Regions from separate parts of the Homo sapiens genome. Here region 1 is linked to region 2. Evidence: chromatin loops called from intact Hi-C (ENCODE). Cell type or tissue: psoas muscle. All regions are shown on one strand. Each heading gives the region's core, and the rest is flanking DNA. Links, peaks and the distances in the headings are about the cores only.

Evidence for each region. A loop is a pair of places that touch in the nucleus more often than their neighbours do. Peaks named below come from ENCODE experiments on the same cell type or tissue, not always from the same donor. Only the 100,000 strongest peaks of a DNase experiment are listed, where the experiment ranks them.
Region 1: it touches region 2 in a loop (2.7-fold over the local background); 6 of 110 quality-filtered maps call a loop at or near these places.

What each region holds. Positions count from the first base shown.
Region 1 is chr7:159,092,495-159,100,815 of GRCh38, reverse strand. The region is part of intron 4 of VIPR2 (vasoactive intestinal peptide receptor 2); the gene reads left to right. Among named protein-coding and RNA genes, the nearest start is that of VIPR2, 48 kb to the left of the region's middle. RefSeq lists an enhancer at 2,145-5,187. In psoas muscle, for the core only: no CTCF peak of the experiment used is centred there; DNase peaks (open chromatin) are centred at 1,375, 1,825, 2,958 and 3,615; H3K4me3 peaks cover 5,592 bases; H3K27ac peaks cover 7,394 bases.
Region 2 is chr7:159,025,835-159,034,155 of GRCh38, reverse strand. It overlaps VIPR2 (vasoactive intestinal peptide receptor 2), which reads left to right. Exons shown (of 13, transcript NM_003382.5): 11 at 2,089-2,218; 12 at 2,287-2,328; 13 at 3,367-5,981. The coding sequence ends at 3,540. It overlaps LINC00689 (long intergenic non-protein coding RNA 689), which reads right to left. Exons shown (of 5, transcript NR_024394.1): 5 at 7,918-8,321. Among named protein-coding and RNA genes, the nearest start is that of LINC00689, 22 kb to the right of the region's middle. RefSeq lists enhancers at 2,289-2,941, 5,060-5,988. In psoas muscle, for the core only: a CTCF peak has its summit at 3,450; DNase peaks (open chromatin) are centred at 2,755, 3,185 and 3,465; H3K4me3 peaks cover 1,590 bases; H3K27ac peaks cover 1,912 bases.

The sequences.
Region 1 (8,321 bases), core at 265-8,264, 67 kb before region 2:
TCACTATCACAGGAACAGTTGGGGGAACCGCCTCGTCGGATCTGAGACCCGTTCACTATCACAGGAACAGTCGGAACCGCCTCATCGGATCTCGTGAGACCCGTTCACTACCACAAGAACAGTCAGGGGAACGGCCTGCATGATTCAGTTACCTCCCACTGGGTCCCTCCCACATGTCGGAATTATGGGAGCTACAATTCAATATGAGATTTGGGCGGGGACACAGGAAAACCATATCACGTGGCTAGTGGATAAGGTGGTGCTGGCTGGCATTGGCAGGTGTTACTGTGAACCCACTGTCATTGTGTTCAGCAGATAAGGTGGTGCTGGCTGGCATGGGCAGGTGTTACTGTGAGCCCACTGTCACTGTGTTCAGTGGATAAGGTGGTGCTGGCTGGCATTGGCGGGTGTTACTGTGAACCCACTGTCATTGTGTTCAGTGGATAAGGTGGTGCTGGCTGGCATTGGCAGGTGTTACTGTGAGCCCACTGTCACTGTGTTACTTTAGTTAGGCTTGAAAACAACTCACTGCATGGATGGAGAAGCTGAGGCTTAGGGGAGTGGTGAGGTGTGCTCCCCACTGGTGAGCAGCCACAGCCAGGCCCTGGTAGTCTGATTCCCATGCAGTCTGCTTGTTGCCATCTGGTCGGGACAGCTCCTGGCCCCACCGCCCTCCCTGAGTGGGTTGAAGGCACCTGCAGGAGTCGCCTGGCTGGGGACCACATTGACCTGTGGGCCCGTCTAAGATGCGCTGTCCCCCATGGCATCCAGTGGAGTTGAGAGAAGACTGAGTTGAGTGTTGGGGGCCCAGCTCCAGCACGCATGGCTGTGAGCCCTTGAGGAAGGTCCTCAGGGAGGATCCTGGGGCGCATGGCTGCACCCAGCTCAGCCAGGGAGAGGGGGAACATTGCGGCCTCTGTCATCACACACCATGGCTGACAGCGGCTCTGGTGTGTGAGATCACAGCAGTGATAATACCATCTGCCCCAGGCTTCCATAGGAAAGGGAGCAGCCAGGGGTCTCAGGGGCTTCTGTGGCCTGGGGGGGATTTCAAGGTCCAGGTGGGATCCCCGGTGTGTTGGAGGCACCACCTCTGAGTCTTCATCTTCGTCTGCACCTAGCCGGCAACTGTGCCTGGGAGACATTAGGACAGAGGTGCTGGTGAAGAGCAGAGACCAAGGCCCCCAGCAGCGTCACCCAGAGCCCCGTATGTGCAGGCTCCGTCGTTCATTCTCTCCTTCCTTTATTCAATAAGCATTCCCTGGGAACCTCCTTTCTGAGCCCCAGCCTGGGTTATAAAGAGTGATGTGGATCTGGGAGGCAGTGACAGCCGCCGCCTGCTGTGGCAATGTCAGCCCACAGAGTCATGCCCAAGCTCCTTATCTCCTGTCTCCTCCTGGGCACACCCTGTGAGGCATCCCAGGGACACGTGGCAAGCTCTTCTGGGTCCACTGGTCCTTCATCGAGGCCTGTAAGTAAACCCTGCCTGCGTGAGCATAGTGGCTCTGTGATCCCCTGATGCTTTGCTGTTTAGTCTGAAGAACTATTTTTCTTCTTAATTAAACATTTCAGAGATTCTGCAAATATTATAAGTGCATATTCACTGCTAAGGGATTAGAAAGTCAAAATATTTTAAAGTGAGAAAGCAAAGAAAAGGATGGCACAAAACCAAAATGAATAATTTTTCTTCCTGTTGCAGTTTCTGCTCGTTGAATACTTTGAATACTTGGTTGGTTTAGGGACTCGCTTCCAAGACGAAGCAACAGCACATAGCACAGGCGGCTCTGGAGGCTGCAAGCACCAGAACAGGCCCCAGGCAGCCACGGGGTGGACATGCACGGTCCTGGGCCGGCTCTGCCCACCGGCGAGCGCAGGGCTGCCTGGGAGCTGAACTGAACAGAGTTTCTCCTGCCCGGAGCTCACGCTTCGTCCCATCAGGCCCACTTGCTTCCCAGATTCACATTTTTAGTTGTGTTTCCTGCTTGCACAGGGCCAAAGTCTGCCCTGGGTGTTGTGTGTGCAATCATTATTGTTTATTGTTTTCGAAATTAATTAAATTCGAGAAAAAAAATTAGCCTCCACAGAAGCCACAGACTTGGCTACATGTGTGAGGGAATCAGCAGAGATGTGGGTGTGGGAGCCCCTGGGAGGAGAAGGGCTCTGCGGACCAGAGGGCTCTAGGGCAGCCCTGGGCACTGCTGAGCAGCTGCATCTCATCTGGACCTGGAGCCCAAGGGGCCGCACCAGCCGTGGCCATGGTCTGGGCCTTTATTTGGGGTCTCACCTGCTGCAGTCAGATCCTGAAGCAGATAAGCCAGCCAGGGATCAGTCTCCCTGTCCAAGGTCTTCCCGTCTGTGTCCTCTTCCTGCCAAGACCAGCTTTCAGGCCTGGGGGAGTCTTAGGTCTTCACTGAGTAAAGGGTTTCATCCACAGTGTATCAAGGAGCAATGGCCCCAGTCCTTGCCCTCCACAGCTGCTCCTCTCCGCTTGCCCACCCGCACTGTAAGCCACAGTTCTCGAGCACCACCACCAGCAGACTGAGGGCTCGGGATCACCAAGTGTGGGAGGCTCCCCGAGCCGTGTGCTGGGGCCCGACCACCCGGCCCTGCCCTGCCCTGCCCTTCATCCCATCACAACTCTTCTGTGCTGATGGATGGGGGCCGGGGTTCCCACTGCGTGGAAAACAGAACAGCTCAGGCAGAGGACGGGAGCGGCAGTGGCCGGGCTGGTGTGAGGCTGGGGATTCCGCTTGCCCCGGCAGGGCTCAGGCTTCCAAGAGGCCACGGAGGAGCTCCTGGGACTGATCGTGGTGCGGGCTCTGGCCCAGTGGGTCTGTGTGGGGGCTGAGACCCTGCCTTTCCAGCACGTTCCCAGCTGGTGCCAGTTGGAGTCAGAGCCTGGAATCCTTACACGAGAGGCCAGAAGCCTTGGCCTCAGCAGTCCAGGCCTGAGAACCCACCCAGCTGTCACTCACCGATGGCTGAGTGACTTTGCACAAAGCCCTGTTGCCCGCCCTATCCCACTCCTGGGATCAGACCCAGAAATCTTGGTCTGTGTGTCCCAACTGGCTACAATTGCTGCTCAGCTTCTGAAAGGTGCCTCTTCAAGCCTGTTTCTTGAAACAAGGCACTGAAAAGCATACGTTGTGTCAAAAGCCCAAAAGGAGTGGGAATTCTCCTTGGTGATTTGGATTTCATCTTGGGCACTGATGAAAGAGCACAGAGTGGGGGCCTCCCTCCTTGAGTCAGGGTCAGGCAGGGGCAAGGCAGTAGAATCTCTAACACCCTGGGCACTCACAGCCCTGCCATTGCTTCTGTGGTGGAGGTGGCCAGGGCGGAGTGTGGCGTTCCCGGGAATGGCCTCAGCAGCACACCGTGGTGGGCACGCGAGGGGGCCGGCTCCCGTAAGTCTTCTGTGTTACATACTGGTTAACTCCGTTCTTACATAAAGAGCACGTCTGCTAAATTTAGCCAAGAGAACTGTTTGGCATTTCGGCCTCCCCATGCTTCAAGTGCACACATTTCTTCCGTGTTACGCCACATCCCTAAAAATAAGCCTCTGCCCTCCTCCAGCACTCAGGCCACCGCAGTGACTCGTTCCCACTGATGGCAAACTTCACTCCCCAGGGCTCCCATCCCTGGTGACAAAGATCACAGCAGCTGGCACTGCAGATGCCTTTGTGGGAGGCACCATCTGATCATCCCGCCAACCCTCCTGCAACCCTGCAAGGACACACCAGCCTCCCAGGGTGCCAGGAGGAGCCTGCCAGAGACCCCCAGAGCGGCCTGCCCCAAATCACCTCTGAGAGCAGCAGCTTTTCTGAAGGAAGCCTCCCCTCATGGTCCTCAGGCCCAGCAGGTGCCAAGCTCAATGCCAGCCACGAGGGCATTGGCTCATCGAGTGATGGGAACGGGGACAGCAAGGCGGCCACAGAGAGGGTGGTCTCAGCCATGGACACAGTACGGCGGAAGCATCCCGAGGTGGGCCGGGACAAGAGCTGGGCCTGTGGCTGCTGCGGGGGCCACGAGACTGACCTCAGGCAGGGGCAGAAATCTGGCCACAGGCAGAAATCATTCAGCTGTCACCTGGCACAACCAGACAGGATTATGAGCACTTTTCTGCTGTTTAGTTTTAACCTGTGCATGTGATGCTTAATACTTTCCAAATAAATGGATGAGTCTTTTCAGGGCCAAAGGAGATACGGGACCAGGGAAGGAGGTTAAGAAGGAAATGCACAGATACGCTGGTGCCTGGGGATGGCGATTGGGTCTCCAAGTTCTTTAAGTTCTAAAGGAATCCGCTAGGGAAGATTCTCCTAATGGGAGGGAGATGAAGGTGAAGGAATTAGAGGTCCACATGATCAGGAAGGTGGAAGGATGGAGGAGCACACCAGGATGATGTGCAGCACAGGGCAGCGGACCTGTAGGAAACACAGCGGTGCGCCAGGCGCTTCTGGGCATGGAGCTGGCCGATGCCGGAGGAGGGGAGGTACGTGCCTGACCCAGGATGGACCATCCAAGGCAGCAGGGTCTGCACACCAGGCTCTGCATGAAGGAGTGTGTGGCCCCAGGCAGGGGTTGAAACTCTCCGGGCCTCGATGGATAGGAGGCCTGTCTTTGGGCTTGGGCAGCCTTGGGTGGGACCTCCGGCATTGTGCTCTGGGGAAGGGTCCAGCCTCCCTGCTGCTCCCCTTAAGGGGAGGTCTGTATGTGGGCGGCAGATGTTCAGCTTGGGCACCCAGCAGCTGGCTCTTGGGCTCCACAGGTGGGTGGGGCAGGGGCGCTGGTTCTGAGAAGGTGTGCGTCCTGCAGCTTGTTGCCAGGAGCCCCCGGGGAGCCTCCAGATCATACACCACACACCACACTGGCCCCTCCAGGACACACAGCACATGCTTCAGGACTCAGCATTTATGGTCCTCAGAAACAACTGTATTGAAGAAAGTGTGGAAACCCAAATTTCAGGGTTCTAGGGAGGTCTGTTAAAGACTTAAAAAAAAAAGAGAGAAGGAAGAGTTTTGAAGGGATTCACCTACTGCCTGTCAGGTCGGCACCAACTGTCATGTCGATGTGATTTGGAGCCTGGACAGGAGCAGGGGCTCGTGGAGACCACCGTGGGCTGGATAACGGCCAAGGGGGCAGAACAGCAGGGCCTTGAGTCTGGGGCTTCCGGTGACACTCCTGTTCTCCCTCTTAATAGTCCTTTTGCTCTATTTTCTGCTTTTTCAAAAATAAGAATATATTGGTTTTATATTTACAAAAATCAAATTTTAAGTACTAAAAAAACCACTTAAATTTATACGTGCTTTGCCTTTGAACCCCAGACTTTGTCAGTACAAAGAGGAAACTCAGTTGTCACATTCTCTCTGCTGTATCTTTCTTAGCAGCTGTTTTGAAGTTAGTTGCAAGAACAGGGCCAGGTTCCCCGACTGTGAGCCCTGTCACCGGCTGTGAGCATTTGCCCGGCCCTCACACTGGGTGTGTGCAGCACACAGTCACTTGCACACACGCCTTTTCACCCCTTAAATGTTAGGAATCCCCTAAAAGCAGGGCTGGTCTCTTAAATCTCTTCAGTAGTGTCATCAAATTTAGGAAATGTCCCATTTTCACTAATGCTGTCATATGATTTGCTGTCTCGGCTCCGATTTCATAGACTCCAGGCCAGGATAGTGCGCTGTGTGTGGTTGTGGTGGCTCCCCGGCTTTAATCTGGAACTCTCCCTAGCCCCTCTCCATCTTTGTGGCCGTGATGCCCTCAGAGACCTCAGCCCTCTCATTTCACGAAGTGGCTTTGCTGGGGTCTATCTGATGTCTCCTTGGGACTAGGTTCAGGAGATCTGCCAGGCACATGTTTTAAAGCAAAGTACAAATATTTGCTAGCAAAGCAAAGGCCCCCACTTCCTAGGTCAGTTGCCTTTTTTAATCCTAAACTCTGTGCATGAACTAGGTCTCAATGGGATAAAAAGCTCCAAATGTCTCTGTTTCTATACTTCAGAAATGTCATGTTTGGATTTTAAAAGAAAATAAGTTCTCCCTCTAACTTGGACATACCATAAAGGAAACACGTGGCTTAAAATAAGGTGTGTGGCACGGCATGGAGTCGCACTGATTACGGGCTGTCTGCCTCACAGCCGTGTACACGCAGGATCTTCGTCTTTAAAACGTCACCACCAGAGCCGGATGCCACCCTGCAAAGAAGCTGCAAAATCACACTGCAATTATCACCGCAGGCTCACTTGGGGTAACAGCAGTGCACACTCTTCTCTGGGAAACCAGCCCTTATTCAGAGGAGGAACAGGAGGCCACCCAAGGATGTCTCCGGTGCCTGTGCACGTGGCCACGACCTGGGCCTCCCAGCAGCTCTGGTTCCTGAGTGCCAGCCCTGGCTGACGGGTCAGGGGCTCCAAGGGCTCCTGAGGGCTGAGCTTAGCTAGTGGCTGATGTCAGAAGCAGCCATGGGCTCAACTTTCCTTGGGCCTTGGGCACTCTCTGGCCTGTGTCTAAATGATGTCCCCATTCCTCAGACAGCAAGATTTAAGGGGCAAGATTCCACGTGCTCATCAGAGACCCCGTGGCCTCTTCCTCTGCTGAGTCTGGAAGTGAAGCCACAGGTTTCACATCCCAGATGGCAGAGGCGAGGCCCTGGCTCCCATGGGGATGGAGCAGAGGGGAGGAGCCTCCCCTGTGGAGAATGAGACCAGGGCTGCAGTGAGAGACCATCCCCTCCTCTGCATCTCTCCTCTTGGGGCCTCTTAAATGATTTGGAAATCATTCCCCTAAAAATTGAGCCTTTCCTTGAGAGGTCAAGGCAGACTTTCCCATCACAGATGTGAGCCTGTTCCCCATCCTACCCTTCAGCTTCCTGCTCCCTTTCCATCACGCAGACATGACCACCAGCCCTGAAAGAGGGAGTCACGAGGGGCGCCCGTCAGCACTGGGCATGGGGTGGCCGCTGTCCAGGAGACTCAGGGACACTGCGGGGCCTCTCCCATGTCCGGACCCAGGGACGCTGCAGGGCCTCTCCCCTGTCCGGACCCAGGGACGCTGCGGGGTCTCCCATCTCCGGACCCAGGGACGCTGCGGGGTCTCCCATGTCCGGACCCAGGGACGCTGCGGGGTCTCCCATCTCCGAACCCAGGGACGCTGTGGGGTCTTCCATGTCTGGACCCAGGGACGCTGTGGGCACCTGCTTGTTGTGGGTGGAACAGCTCCTCGCTCCCATCTCGGATCCTGAGCCCAGCGCTGCTCTGCACTGACAGACTCCAGGGGAGTTTTCAGCCCAGGGAAGTGGTTATTTTTGTGAGAAATAAGACTATTTTTAAAAATCTCCCCTGAGTGAGTTGGAGAGGCTCCTCACTTCCGGCAGTGAGAGTGAGCTCCAGCCACACCCGCCAGCACCCTCGAAAGTAAGCGTGGAGCCGCGGTGCCTGCCCTGACTTCTACTAAAGGACGCTTCTTAAAACACGGTTGGTCTGAGTTTCCCATTTCCCTGAAGGATGACCTCTGAGAAGATGGACGAGACCAGCCTCCTGTGTTGACGTTTTCAGTCTCAACCTAAGGAAAAGTAAATGAGCACACAAAGTTCTCAAAGTCTACAGTGTTTTTAAAAATATAATGACGTTTACCTCTCACCTTCCTCCAGTAACTGCCAGTGTCTTGAGGAAATGTCTTCTGCCCCCACCAGCCCCCGCAGGACCACATCTCTCAGCTTGGGAGCAGCATCTCCGCTGCTAGACGGGTTCTCTGAGTGGACGGCACCAGTGCAGAAGTGGATGGCTTGTTCCACCTGCCTTGACTCCCCCAGGTCACCCACTCTCCCCGGAGAGGCTGCACACTCACATGCGTGTGTGGGTAACAACAGTCACAGCCTTGTTCCCAAGGCCTGAGTCTTGAGAGCAGAAGGGAGGCTGCTCTTGCTGGCAGCTCCACGCTGCTGCCCAGCACCAGGCCCATGAGACACCCAAGGCCCAGAACTCTGAGACACGGAGCCACAGTCCTTCCAAGCAGAAAGCCACGTTGCAAACACCGACCACCTCCCTCTGGCAGACACACAAATCTCTGAGAACAGCCGAACCCGGGAGGCGGAGCTTGCAGCGAGCCAAGATTGCACCACTGCACTCCAGCCTGGGCAACACAGCGAGACTCAGTCTCAAAAAAAAAAAAAAAAAAGAAAAGAAAAGAAAACAGCCTCCTGCCAAAAAGCATCCCGAAATTGCCCATGGAAGGAGGTTATTTTGGTGATCTGGTTCAAGTTATTTTGATGCCAGAGGCTGTACAATTTGGAATGAGTCAAGACTCTTCAGTTTAAAATGGGAAAGGAAATGA
Region 2 (8,321 bases), core at 223-8,222:
ACCCCCACGCTGCCAGGAAGGCCCTGGAGGTGCGGCGACTCCGCCTCCGCCACTGTCACACCTCGAGGCTGGGCCCCAGGGCTCTGCTCCTGCCCAAGGCTCAGAGAGGCCCTGGACAGCATTTCCCTGGCGAAGTAACAAATCACTCCAAAATTTGGTGGTTTAAAACACCCGCCATCTAGATAGGGTGTGATTCTGCACCTGATGACCTGGGAGGACTCAGCAGGGGCACTTCTGGCCTTGGCAACTGTGGAAGTCAGGCACCATTTCTTTTATTTCAAGGCCAGAAGAAAGTCCTCTCCAGTGAACTTGCTTGTTTAAGCATCCGCCCACTTACATGTTATACAGCCTGTCTTTTTCTCCTTGACCACACAGTATTTTTTATTTTACATTTAATTCTGTCTCCCCCTCAGACATGGCCATGTGTCCATGGCCGTGTGTCTACTGCCAGCCCTAATACCAGGCCTTGTACTTAATAAAAATTCAGAAAGCGTTTCCTGCCCACGTGATTACATGAAGATGGCATTGTGATCTCCCTTCAGTAGATGAAGACAGGGCAGACGTTCAGCCAGTCACCCCCAGTCATCCAGCTAATTCATGATGATCCGGGGAATCTATAAAGTAATGCAAAGACTCCATAAATTTATATCAAGAATTTATTTTTTTTTAAAAAGGTAAAAACCAAAATTCAAGTATAAACTAAACACTGGCTTGGTGTGGAAGTGGTTGGCCCAGCCCAGAAGGTGCCTCGGGCTCAGACTGACCGGGGGTGGAAGGGCGGCTGTGCACAGAGCTGTACCATGGCAGGAACCCTGCCGCCCAGCCTAGGAGGGTGCCTGGCCTGCATTTCCCTTTTCTCCCACCTTAGAAAACAGGGATGGATTTGGGGAGGGGCGGTTAGACAGGAGCATGGCCAACAGCCCCAAAGCTGGGTGCAGATACCGGCCAGTGCCCTGAGGGAAGTCACTTTGCCACTCCATGCCTCAGCTTCCCCATCTGTAACATGGAAGTAATAATGTCACTAAGGTCAGGAGGATCAATGCAGTCTATATTTGCCGGATATTTGCTGCCTGGCACCAGAGTATTGCAAAAGAGTCTGGTAAACCAGAGAATCTAATTCTGCTGTGTAGTGTCTAAATCCAGGGAGTATCCCGTCTCTGCTTGCCCACACGAGGGATGGGATTCCATGTCAGACCCCGCATGGCAGCATGACCTTGTCCCTGCTCAGGGGAGTCCGGTGGTGCCTGTGTGGCAGAGACCCCCGAATAAGATCGTTCTTGGTTGCCTTTCAGGTTGAACTTGGATTTCCTGTGAATCTTGTTTAGTTTCTATGCTGACCTTTGCATTGGTTCTTTGGGAGTGTTTGTTAAATTGAACTTGGAGATGGATGCTTTTATTTGGAAACAAAATCTGTTCCCTTTCCAGGACAACAGAAAAGGCCGAGACACCCTTGAGGCCACACGAGGTCCTTTCTGTGTAACTCTGGTCACAGAAGTAGCAAAACCTCCCTGGATAGGGGCCAAGAGCTCAGCCGCAGATAGGCCTCTTTTCCAGCAAACTTCAGATGCGTTAATAGAGGGAATCAGGCAGGTCCTCTGCCGCTGACTGAGGGACCTGGCTCCCACGGAGCCCAGCTGTTACGAGCTGCAGGTCCGGGAGCAGGATCGGTTCTCATCATTTAAACCTGCGTGTGGCAGCGGTGGAGGCCAGCCTTCTTGTCCCATGCCTGCCTCAGGATGGGCCGGGCTCCCAGGCGGGGCCTGTGTAGGTTTGGGGTCACTCACAGGGAATCTTGCCCCTGCCAGCCATGAACCCCAGGACACAGCGTGTGTCCTTGTGAGGGAATTTGGGAGAAACGGACACTTCCGGAATGCACGTTCCCAGGCCCTGAGTGCTAGATATGCACAGGGGCCTCAGACATAAACGTAAAGAAACAGTGGTTTTTCTTGTTGGGCGGGGACTCCAGCAGTGGAGAGGAGGTGTGGAGCCCCTCCCACACCCAGCTGCCCCCTCCTGAGAAGGACCCAGCCAGGCTTGCAGAGGGTCCGAGGGTCCAGCAGCTGAGCTGGCTCATCTCCTTCTGTGCAGGAGGCTGGCCAAGTCCACGCTCCTGCTTATCCCGCTGTTCGGCGTCCACTACATGGTGTTTGCCGTGTTTCCCATCAGCATCTCCTCCAAATACCAGATACTGTTTGAGCTGTGCCTCGGGTCGTTCCAGGTAGGTGTGCGGAGGCGGCCGCCCTCCCCCGAGCGCGGGTCCTGCCTGACCATCTCTTCTCATTGCAGGGCCTGGTGGTGGCCGTCCTCTACTGTTTCCTGAACAGTGAGGTAAGTTCATGGCCGCCTTGGAACCAAGCACAGGTACTCACTTGCTTCCTGAGATGCTGCCCAGCCTGGTGCCGCAGCCCCCACACATGCCTGTCTTCCGCGGGCTCGAGTTACTGCCCGGGACCCCACAGTTCTGTGTCCCCATCAGAGAACCCACAACGACACAGGCAAACCCACTCTTCTGGGCCCAGCTTCCAAACCCCGCCGTCCTTCCGTCCACCCTAAGTAGCATCGACTGCCGTCCGTCTCGGAGCCCTCTCGGGAAAGCTCCCGGCCGGGTCTAGACAGAATCTGTTTTTCCCCATGGTCGGCGTCTCGCTCCTGACCATAGCTTGTGAGTCCCAGAAAGCCGGGCCTGGGTTGGGGGGTGGGGCTGCACAGCGTCCTGTGAGTCCCTGGGGAGGAAGCCCGGAGCCGAGCTCTGCCCTGCGTTCATTCCCAGCCAGGGAGGCTGTCTCCGGGCTGCTCCAACGGCCTGGCCCCGTCCCCTGACCCCTGACCCTCCCGCCCCACGCTGCGGTTGCTGGCGCTTTCTTTGCTTGACATGCAGCTTTCACCAGCACGGCTTCTGCAAAGCTGAGCCCGAGTAGTGCCACTTGTCCTCCTCCCTCCTCTGCCGTCCGGGCACCCCTCACTCATCCCCACCCCCTCCCAGGGCTAACATTCCCTGCCCGCTGGGAACAGGGAAGGAGACGGAGGCCCAGCACCGTCACAACCCCGGCTGCTAAGGAAAATCTTTTCAGAGAAATATTAACTATCTGAGACTGTGGGACTGCGCTTACCGCGGCAGTGGCGATCCCCGAACCACCCACGCACAGTCTTAGAGTCTGGCAGCGTCCCCCGCCCTCCTGTGGCCGTCCAGTTCCCGCTCCCTCCAGCCTCTGCCCCCAAGGCCGTTTCTGTTTCTGTCCATCTGCTGGCAACACAGATACGGGAGCAGGCGGGAGGGAGAGCTGGAGGCTCGCGGGCCGCGCTTCCCATAGCAGCCGCCCGCACCTGCCCAGGCTCACGGGCGTTCCCGCTGCCCTCACCTCCCAGGTGCAGTGCGAGCTGAAGCGAAAATGGCGAAGCCGGTGCCCGACCCCGTCCGCGAGCCGGGATTACAGGGTCTGCGGTTCCTCCTTCTCCCGCAACGGCTCGGAGGGCGCCCTGCAGTTCCACCGCGGCTCCCGCGCCCAGTCCTTCCTGCAAACGGAGACCTCGGTCATCTAGCCCCACCCCTGCCTGTCGGACGCGGCGGGAGGCCCACGGTTCGGGGCTTCTGCGGGGCTGAGACGCCGGCTTCCTCCTTCCAGATGCCCGAGCACCGTGTCGGGCAGGTCAGCGCGGTCCTGACTCCGTCAAGCTGGTTGTCCACTAAACCCCATACCTGGAATTGGAGTCGTGTTGTCATTGACTCGATTTAAACTCCAGCATTTAGATAATCTTGTGCAAAATGTGTTTCAGCCGTATAGTGGATCCACTTTTTTTTTTTTTTTTTTTTTTGAGACGGAGTCTCGCTCTGTCGCCCAGGCTGGACTGCAGTGGCCTGATCTCTGCTCCCTGCAAGCTCCGCCTCCCGGGTTCACGCCATTCTCCTGCCTCAGCCTCCCATAGCTGGGACTACAGGCGCCCGCCAACACGCCTGGCTAATTTTTTGTATTTTTAGTAGAGACAGGGTTTCACCATGTTAGCCAGGATGGTCTCGATCTCCTGACCTCGTGATGGGCCCGCCTCGGCCTCCCAAAGTGCTGGGATTAAGGCGTGAGCCACTGCGCCCGGCCCAAGAGAATAGGGGAGCCAAGGAGGAAATGTGGAAACGCAGTTGTGTGGCCCAGCACGAGCCTGGGCGACCACCGGGTGACATCCGTCCCACATCAGGGCGGCCTCCCAGGTCCCATAAGGGTAGCCCCCTCATCTGCAGGACAGAGGGAAGCCAGTCAGGGCCCCCCTGACGTTAGGACCAGGAGAAATCAACAGGAGGGCAGCCCGTCCTCTCTCTTGGGGCGCCCACCCGGCCCGGCTGAGCCCTGCCCCACCCAACTCCACAGGGCTGTTTTGCCTCCCCACGGAAGGCGGGCTGAGGAGACAACCAGATCAGGAGAGCAAGGTCATGAAGGAGGGGACCTCTCCACACAGGTGTTCCGTGGGACCCTCAGCAGCTCTGGCTCTGCCTCAGGAGGTCACCTGCCGCCCTGTGGGAGCCGCAGAGCCTGACGCTCAGCCCCAGGCCAGCTGCGGCCAGGCCTGCGGGCCCCTGGTGATGGGGTTACGTGGGGTGCGGGATACAGCTGAGTGGGAACCGGAAACCTATTCTCTTTTTAACAAAAATAATCTTAGGATAAGAATTATTTTAACAACATATAAAACTGTTTCAAGCCCTCCTCCCCAGAGCTGGCGCTCAGCAGCCCTAGCGGCTGCTCCTTCAGGCGAAGGGTGGTTTGCAGATGTGGGGAGGGTGTCTGGGGACGTTGCTGAGCCAGCTGCAGAAGGGTGGGGATATCAGGGCACAGTCTCCATGTGTGTGCCAAGCCCTGGCCCCCACAGCGCTCGATGGACCTCAGCAAGCTGCCCAGCCCTGGCCCAGGTGCCCCGACTGTGGGACTCAGTTGTTCTGAGCACATTTGACTCCACTTTTCCCTTAAAAATGAATGTCTTGTTCCTGTGCATTGGTGGCATCACAGACCCCAGCTGGGGCGCGATGTCAAAGGTCGGGACAGCTGTGCCGGGAGGCAGCCACAGGGAAGCTCACACATCCTGTCAGTGTCACCTTGGTTTGCAAAACCCATATCCCCGGTAAAATGAGGCCGGACAGAGGGGCTGTTAGGACAGCAAAGCAGCAGTGTCCAGAGACCCCTCAATCCCCAAAGGTCCGCACCCTGTCCTGCACACCCTGGGCCACGCCGGCCACACCCCTCTGCTGCAACAAGCTCATCCCTGGACTTCTGGGAGAATGAACCCGAGGTTGGTTTGGGGAGACAGGTGAGGCGGTCGGATCTACAGAACAACCCACCATTTCTGGGGGCCGCAGAGGATCCATCACAGACGGATACTGGGGAGTAAACGGCCCAGGCCAGGTGCCCAGGAAAGGACGGCTGAGCATGTGGAGCGAGAGGGAGGCAGGTGGACGCTGCAGACCCCAGGTTCAGTGCGGCCCCTCGGCTGTTCCTCCCCTGTAGGGTTTGGACAGACCCACCCCCAGCCTTGCCCAGCTTTCAAAGGACAAAAGGGAGCATCCCCCACCTACTCTCAGGTTTTTGAGGAAACAAAGATTTGTGGTAACTGAAGGTGTTGGGTCAGTGGCCAGGTGCCGACACTGAGCTGTGACCCAGAGGGGACGCTGAGGAAGTGGGCGTGAGTGGACGTGTCAGGTGGTTACCAGGCACTGGTTGTTGATGGTCGGTGGTTGGGTGTGGGCAGTCATCAGTCATCAGGTGTGCTCAGGGGACAATCTCCCCTCAACCGCACATGTGCCACTGTTCAGCGGAGCTGACTGGTTTCTCCTGGTAGAGGGGCCGGCTGTTTCCTGACAGATGCCTGGTGAGCAGGGGAAGCAGGACCCAGTGGTCAGCAGGTGTCTTTAACTGTCATTGTGTGTGGAATGTCGCAGACTCCTCCACGTGGCGGGAATGAGCTGTGTAAATACTTCAATAAAGCCTGACTTCACATCTGCATGCTGAGTAAGAACTTGCTCTGACCAGATCTGAGGCTCTGGAGCATGGAGGACACACTTGGCGTGTTAGTCGTGGCTGCTGCATTCAGATGAAAACAGAGCTTGGACGGGGAGGGAGAGGGTGGGCAGGGTCCTGCCAGCCACAGGGCACCAGGGAGGACATTGGAAACAGCCACCTCTCCCTGAGGAGAGTCACGGACCCCTGTCAGAGCGTCGCCATTGGGGAGCCTCCGTCTGGCAGCTGTGACGCATGAGCAGTGCCCTGTGGAGGAGGCGCCTGCACGCCCAGCCTTGTCCTGCCGCACCCAACACGGCCTCTGTCAGCTCTGCAGAGCCCAAGAACCTGTTAATAGAGCAGGACTGAGTGCAGGAGTGTGTGTGTGCACGCGCGTTCATGTGATGCACATGCGTGTGTGGGTGTGTGCGTGGGGCGTGTGCACACATATGCGAATCTCCGTGTGTGCTGAGCCTTAGCCACATGTATGCTACAAGCAAATAAAATGCATTTCCAATGAACTCCACGCTCCACCAGATGGCTGTGTTGTCAGGAGGGATACAGCACGCTGGTAAAAGCCACATTCCTAAGGAGTCAAACCTAGAATGAGCCACACCAACCAGCCTTTGGTGACTTTCCTAAGAGCAAAGCAGGTGGGAAGGGGGAGAAGGGGCTGGGCACACAGCCCTCCAGGGAGTCACTGTTTTGTCTGACTCAGGAGCTTAGTGTCCATTTGCCTGAGGTGGGAAATATTCAGCCGCCTGAGGAGACTCAGCCCTGATGGGAGGCAGAAGGTGCAGGGCCGGGGGCCGATCTGCAGAAGCCCCTCCTCCACCCGTGGCAATAGCTTCGTTCTTTCTCATCACCAATGGCAGCTTTTTAATTGGCTATTTTTTTCAGGCTTTCAGATGACAAATTATACAGGACAGTTACAAAACGTCAAACTCTGTAGGCAAAGATTACATAGAAAGTGAAGTCCTCTGCCTGCCTCCTCCCCTCTCTGGGGGAAACTCGTGCCCGACTGAAGCGGGGTCCCAGTGCCTTCCTCCGTCGGTACAAACTTGTCTGCCCTTTCTTCTGTTTATTCGTGGGAATCGGGCTAAATTGTGTGAAGCTTCTGCAGCTGTCTTTCTCCCGCTGAGACAGGTGGTGTCCATCTTTCCCATCTGAAGGTGCGTATCTCGTGACTTTTAACCGCCGCCTAACATTCCACAGCCTGGGCCTGGTTGGTTTGACCGACTCCCTGCTGGCGAATGTGTGAGTTGTTTTTGCAGGTGTTTCTGTGCTTACCCGAGTATTCCCTCACTGTACACTCCTGAAGGGGAAAGGTCAAAGGTCACGCACATTTGGCTCTCGAAGGATGTTTGCTCTACGGCTCCACCACCCCTCACCGAGCATCCTGCCCTGGGTGCGTGGGAAACACTTCCTTTTGCATGTCTTGAATAGTTTCTTCACAGGTTTTTTTCTTTAACACTGACGTAAAGCTGAACCTCTGCCTGACACACTCACATCGCAGCTGCCTGTGTCTCCAGGGGCTGCCCCGCACACAAGTCTGCGTGCCAGTCCACAAACTTACTCCCGTTCTTGGGACCCGAGACGAGGACAAGAGTCGGCCTCTTGTCTGCAGGCAGCAGTGGCCGGCGGCGTTGCTTTGTGTCAGCGCACGCTGCTTGTGGGCGGCATCACAAAGGATTTAGGGCACCTTTTATACTGAAAAGTCTTCTTTGGAAGATGGAGAGAAAAGGGGCTCTCGGCTCCTTTGTGTTCTCTGAAGGTTTAATGAGGAGAGAGGGGCAGGCAGCGAGGGCAGTGGGGGGCCCACTTGTTCCACTTGTGGAAACAGTCCCTTCCCAGGACTTCCTGCAGGCCCCGTGAAGTGGGCGCCCCAGGGCTATTACCGGTACCGGGATCTTTTGTAAAGCTTCTATTCAGTACCTGGAACTGAAGAAGCAAGAGGGAAAATAAACTATTAAAATATAATACAAAATAATGAGACCTGCTGGGACCAAGCTCTCCCTTTGAGATTCAGGGCTCTACATAGCCTGACACGTGAAGGTTCCATGGGATAAAGTCTAGGAAAGCCACGCATGAATTCAGTGCACCTCAGAAGCACAAGCTATCATGGTTTAAGACCTATGACTGTGAATCCAGATGTTAAATGTGTGACTTTCAAATCCTTAAATCATGACTGTCCTTTCGGATTTAAAAGCACGCGATATCACAAAGCTCCACTGTCCCATGACTCAGTCGTGCAGATTTTCGCATGGCTTGGATGGATCACACTCTCCCAAATCCACCAGCATGCAGTGGAGACCTGAGTGTCCATTCCTACCTCTGGAGAAGCTG